2 separate regions of the Homo sapiens genome follow, and region 2 is linked to region 1. The links are chromatin contacts, found by Hi-C or POLR2A ChIA-PET in ENCODE. All regions are on one chromosome and are shown on one strand. Each heading gives the region's core, a stretch centred on a gene start or an enhancer-like site at or near the end of the contact. The rest is flanking DNA. Distances are from core to core; before and after follow the strand shown. Region 1 has its middle 27 kb from the start of MASP1. Region 2 overlaps MASP1 (MBL associated serine protease 1).

Region 1 (2,962 bases), core at 209-2,708:
AGCTGAAATCTCAAGGCACTCTTTCCCTTTCATCCCTTGCAAATTGCCTCTGTCTTTGACTGCCTCCTCCTCTCATTCTCCTCCAGTGACTCTTCAAGTGTGGCTCTGGAATCATTTGTGTCAGAAACACCCAAGGAGCTTTCTGCTTACTAAAGGTGTGACTGGAGTTCTAGTCCAGACCGACTGTATGGAGTCTCTGGAGGTGGGTAGGAACAGGCATTATAAGCTGTCTCTCCTGGAGATTCTGACACTTTCCCTGGACCACACTTCCCCGCCCCCACTCCACACCCACCCTGACAGGGTCTTGCTCTGTCACCCAGGCAAGAGTGCAGTGGTATGATCACGATTCAGTGCAGCTTTCATGTTCTGAGCTCAAGAGATCCTCCCAACTCAGCCTCCCAAGTACCTGAGACTACAGGTGTGCACCACCACACTTGGCTAATTTCTAAATATTTTGTAGAGATGAGGCTTTGCTATTTAGCCCAGGCTGTGGGTCATACTTTTTCTGTGTGTGTGTGTGTGTGTGTGTGTGTGTGTGTGTGTGGGACAGGATCTCACTCTGTTGTTCAGGTTGGAGTGCAGTGCCGGGATCTCAGCTCACTGCAACTTCTGCCTCCCGGGTTCAAAAGATTCTCGTATCTCAGCCTGCTGGGTAGGTGGGATTACAGACATGCACCATTTTTGTATTTTTAGTAGAGACAGGGTTTCATAATGTTGCCGAGGCTGGTCTCAAACTCATGGCCTCAAGTGATCCACCGTCCTTGGCTTCCCAAAGTGTTGGGATTACAGGCACGAGCCACAGTGTCCGGCCTGTGGGCCTACTTTTTAATGCTTCCCAGTTCATCCTCCCCACTGCTGCCTTGACCCCATCCCATTGCTCTCCTCCTTAAAATCCTTCATGGGGCTCTCCTCCTTACAAACAGACGCTAAGCTCCATATCCTGGCATAAAGGACCTTTGGTGATTTGGCCCCTGTGCAGCTCTTGGGTCGCCCCCAACTCTCAAATCTGCTCTGTGCCCCGGAGATATCCTTAACACACCTGCTTGCTCCCACCCTGAGCCTGGCAGTTCCTGCTCTCCACCATGTTTCACTTGCACCCACCTTCAAATCTCAGAGTGGGAAACAGCTCCCGAACAAGAGGAAAGGCCTAAGCCCCAGTGTTGGCTCTGCCATTGATAAGTCACATGACATATTGATTATACAATCCTTGAGCCCCAACTCATATGTAAGCAAAGAGAGGACTTTAAACTGATTTCAGTTTTGGAATACTTAAAAAAAATCAGAAATACAAACTTCGTACAAATGTGTTGTGAAAGGTGCAGTAACAAGTCGTAGCCACCAGAGAGCACTAGAGGATCTCATTCAGCACAAGCGCGGGGCTTTGTCTCCATGACTTAGACTTCATTCTGGGGGTGGTCTACTCGAATTTGGGGCTGATGGGTGCCATCAGCTCCATGCCTAACCTTTATGTAAGAATATTATGAGACAGAGGAGCAGAATCTGTCACTTAAAAACTTCACTTTGGGGGAGGCAATGAAACTAGTCGTTAGTTGTCTTTAAATGCACAAATTTCAAAAGCAGCCCTTTCCGTGCTGGCTGGTGCATTTTGAAGGCTGTCCCAGTACTCCCACCCTACAGCTCATTTTTGGACCTCATATGCCGGACACATGGAGGGAGTTGTTTTGTTCGGGTTCTAGTGGAACCATCTGTACATTCCTCACTCTCTGTGGGGAGCAGGAATTGATCACAGGAAATGACCTCAGCTGCCTTGGGAAAGACGGACTTCCCATCCCTGCGGCTTTGAGCAAATCTGCTTAGTTGAGGGGCTGAGGAGGTAATTCTAGACCCTCCTGTGGCTGGGTTTGAATCTGAGACGCCTCTGAGGATCTGATGAAAGTCATGGACAATCCCCTCCAGAATACTCATAATATGCAGATTATTTCAGCAGCTTCGCAGACCTTTTATCTAGGAACCCAGGCTATGGACTATTTAGGGTTCCTCTCAGCTTTAAGAACCCAATGTCTTATAGTTGTACTTCATAACGAGCTATGCACATTAGCAGCTTTCTAATTTGTAGTAAGACTAAACTCTTGGTTATTTCCTCTGGAGAAGTGGGGGTGATGCATCCCACTGTTTAGGAATACCTCAATAGTGGATCATCCATCAGATCTGGGCTTTCCTATGAGCACTTCAGCCCCTTAGAGAGGGTGCATTCTGAAACTCTCCTGCAGGGGAGGCTAAAGAGCCACACATATCCCCAATGAGTCCCTGCTCGCTGGGGATGTGTCCTGGCCACGCAGGGAGGAAGTGAAGCTTCTTGCCATGTCGGTGTCCACATCTCAGTCCTGAGCTTTCTTTGTAAATCTTTCTGTGTTCTGGGAAGCTCCAGGGACTCTGCCTGCTTTTCTCTGCGCTGTACAGCTCCTCCATATGCTCCTACCTTTGGAGTTCTTTGCATCCTGAAGCTTGTGACCTAGAAGCTTCATAAGACAAAATAGCTAGCAATGACCTTGGGATTAAGATGCTCAGTCTTGTCTTGACTCTGCCGTTTATTAACTGTGGGACTCTCGGCCTCAATTATAAAATAGGAATAATAACTCCTATTTCTTATCTTATTGGGTTCTTTTATTTTTATTTAACAAATATGCACGGAGCGCCTGTTACGTGCCACTCCCCGTCCTTAGCACAGTTGATAGCAATGAATGGGACAGACATGATTCTCTGTCTTGATGAAGCCGACAGTCCAGGGTAGTTTGAGAATCAAATCAGCAAGTATCTGAACACCTTCTGTTAACTACGGAGTGCTCTACTCACACACTCTTCCTACTGCTTTTGCTTGATAACAACAACCTTGATCTAGAGAGCAGTGAATCATTTGAAAATTCGTAACACAGCTCCCTTCTGAGCATATAGCAGTGCCCTTGTGACATGGTGGGTGCAAACTCTCCTGGGGGTCACAGGG
Region 2 (2,862 bases), core at 280-2,779, 54 kb before region 1:
CCTTGAATGCCATTAATTCTGTGAGTAAGTGGAAGACACTGAAAACTTTTAAGCAGGAAAGTCATGTAATGAAAACTAATGTTTAATAGGCAGTCTTAATACAGAAACTATTTATTGGAATCACCCAAAAATAGTTTGAGTGTGTATCTCTGTGTGTACATGTTTGTGTTAAGACTTAGATGCAAAAAACATGCCTGTTTGCTAAAAGAATTCCCTTCTTTGGAAGAGCCAGAGGCCCTGTGCGAATTCAGAGATCCAAGCAGAGATCCTAAACTGGTGGCTTAAAGCTGATTTTATGTGAGACAGGAGTTTGGGAAGCTTCGTATGATAGCTAGTTGGTATATTTATTTGAGTATAAATTCTTGACGTATCTATTCGATTATCTTATACCTAATCCAATTCTTTTAAGTTGTATTTGTGTTTGCAACCTCTGGACCAAATTTTAGCCAAGATGCATGAAAAAAATCTCTTACCAAGAATGATTCCTGCTGCCTTTCAAAGTCATTAGAGAAAAGTTCTCAAAGGCGGCTATCTCTAGTAGCTTCTAATGAATTCATTGTTTTGTTCGTTAGCTTAGCATGTCAGAAATATCTTGACATTTGACACTCCTGTTTTGAAACTAATGGTTTATTTATTTAAAATAAGTGGGAGTTTCAAAGAAAAACAATTTGCCCTGGCAACAAAACGCAAGTACAATTAATCACTAACTTTGGGAATTGAAGTGTAAACAGAAGATGAGATCATGGCTTTGCTATTTATTCCTCTTCTCTGCAGATACCAGCCGAACTCACACCAGTCTTGTTACTATAGAATGTGCCTATCTGCACACAGCTGAAATGTCACTTCCTTGAACCTCCCAGCTGCTGTGTTATTTTATCTGACTCAGTTTTCCAGATAGCCAAAGCTTTACCTAACTATAACTAAAAATTTTCTTTTTGGTGTAACACTTAAAAAAAAAAAAGTACTTTAAAGAAGTACCCACTTTCTCAAGTGAAACATGCTAACCCTTTCTTGGTGATCCAGGGACATTGTTATGAATGTCAACCATTGTGATACTATATTAAAGTGATAATCTTGGGGATATTGAGTTGTGTAATGTCGCTTGACCTGGCGTTAAACATTGCCGGACTATAAAGCCTTGAACTTCTGAAGTCTTCTTTATGTCATGTTTTATTTCCTGTCTTTTTATCAGCCTATTCACTGTACTTTTCTGTCTGCTTATTTTTAATATGTTGTGAATTAGAAACCAGTTAACTGCTTTTGCTAGAACTTAATAAAAAAAAGCTAAATAGATTTAGAATGAGGGCCTGGGAAAGGGATTCTTCTGTGAGTAACTGCATGAACTAGAGTACACCATCTTGGTGACCTCTGCTTTGGAGTAATACGATATACAGGAACCTGGCAGTTGGAGGTCCTGGGTCCTGTTCCTGACACTGCCGTATTCTGCATTTTGGGCCATCTCCTTTCTAGCTCTCAGTTATCCACTTGTAAAAACAGGGGTTTGGACTAGCTGAGCTCTAGATTCCTTTCCAATTCCAGACATAGCAGTCATCATAGTCTAACACAGTTCTAACAAATCATCATAGTCATATATTATATAAACCAACCAGAAGATGGTAAGCAGGAGTTTTAACATATGCAGGATTACTGCTTGCGGATGAACTTGAATTTGTTAATAATGAATAGTCATGCCTTGGGCATTAATAGTTCCAGCTACACAGGCTTCTTTCTGGAACTTGGTATCCCCAGTGCCTCTTGGGTTCTGCAGTGACTGGGACATGAACATTTTCAAGTGAACACACTGGTCATTTGGATTAGGGAGATACTACTGAGGGTCTGTGATAAATGACCTCCCTCCTTGTAACGTCTGGGCTGAAGGACCTTTTCATAATGGCAGATAAATCAGATAAATGGTTATCACCTGCAGAGCCACAGTATTCCAGAGAACAGGAAGCATGCCCCAGCTGAGGCCCATGGGAAAATTTGAGCCATACATCCTTTTAGAAGCAGAGAAGAGAAGGCCAGTAGCCTGGGGCCCTGGGAATTCAGCCTGCAGCTCAGAATAGAGTCCTGGAATATCAGAGCTGGGCGGGACCTTTAAGAGCTATTTCTATCTGCCTCCTTCTATAGGAAACAGAGGTCAAGAGAGGGGAAGTGACTTGCTCAAGGCTGGAGAGATAACATGAACATTTTCTGATATCAGTTTTGCTTTGGGAACTATTCTGAGATGAGAGAAAAGAACCCACCAACCCAGAGAGTACATGACTAAAGACACAGACACTTGGCCAAACAATTTTCCTGGCTCAAAGGCCTCTTGAAACCTTATCTTGGGTGCATGGACTGTCTCTTAGAGAGGATGTGGCTCAGTGACAGCTCCAGTCATAACCTAAACAGAGGGGTCACTGGTCCCGGTTAATATTTGCATCCTGTGCTGTGGAATATGGAGTTCTATAAAGATCATTTACCTCTGAGTATAGGCAGATTGAGACCTAGCTTCTATTTGGACTGTCCCCTCTCAGAGGTCATCATATCAACATGATGGAGGGACCTTATCAAGTGAAGACAAAACATTCATAATAATGGAGACCCATGTGGCTGCGAATAATAAACTCTTCATTTTTCTATTTCTTCTTGTGGGCGACTATGTCCTTAGAGACTATTGTTATTTAGGACACCAACATGTGGCTGTATGTCCTCAATTTGTTTTCTTTCAACTCAATTCACCAAATATGTGTGTACTAAGTTCTGTCTACACTTTAATGTGAAGGGTGCCAAAAATTATTTATTTGTTATACGAGCTCAATAAGCAAGTTCCCTGCCTCTAGGAATGTGACACTTGGTAGAAGAATAAGATAAGTACTC

What was found. Hi-C counts contacts between places; a loop is a spot of excess contacts on that map. ChIA-PET counts read pairs that join two places held with the same protein, here RNA polymerase II (POLR2A). Pooled maps may share reads with other maps.
Region 2: a loop to region 1 is called in a map of endothelial cell of umbilical vein, with 4 times the contacts of the local background. The contact joins two enhancer-like sites. A Hi-C loop is called at or near these places in 1 of 168 maps with a recorded cell type or tissue (endothelial cell of umbilical vein) and 1 of 50 pooled maps. POLR2A ChIA-PET finds 5 or more read pairs at or near these places in 2 of 52 experiments (BJ and OCI-LY7).

What each region holds. Positions count from the first base shown.
Region 1 is chr3:187,317,658-187,320,619 of GRCh38, forward strand. No RefSeq gene overlaps it. Among named protein-coding and RNA genes, the nearest start is that of MASP1, 27 kb to the left of the region's middle. Within about 2 kb of position 1,459, at least 5 of the 41 ENCODE cell types and tissues checked have a DNase peak (open chromatin) inside an H3K27ac peak, as active enhancers do.
Region 2 is chr3:187,263,527-187,266,388 of GRCh38, forward strand. The region is part of intron 2 of MASP1 (MBL associated serine protease 1); the gene reads right to left. Among named protein-coding and RNA genes, the nearest start is that of MASP1, 27 kb to the right of the region's middle. Within about 2 kb of position 1,530, at least 5 of the 41 ENCODE cell types and tissues checked have a DNase peak (open chromatin) inside an H3K27ac peak, as active enhancers do.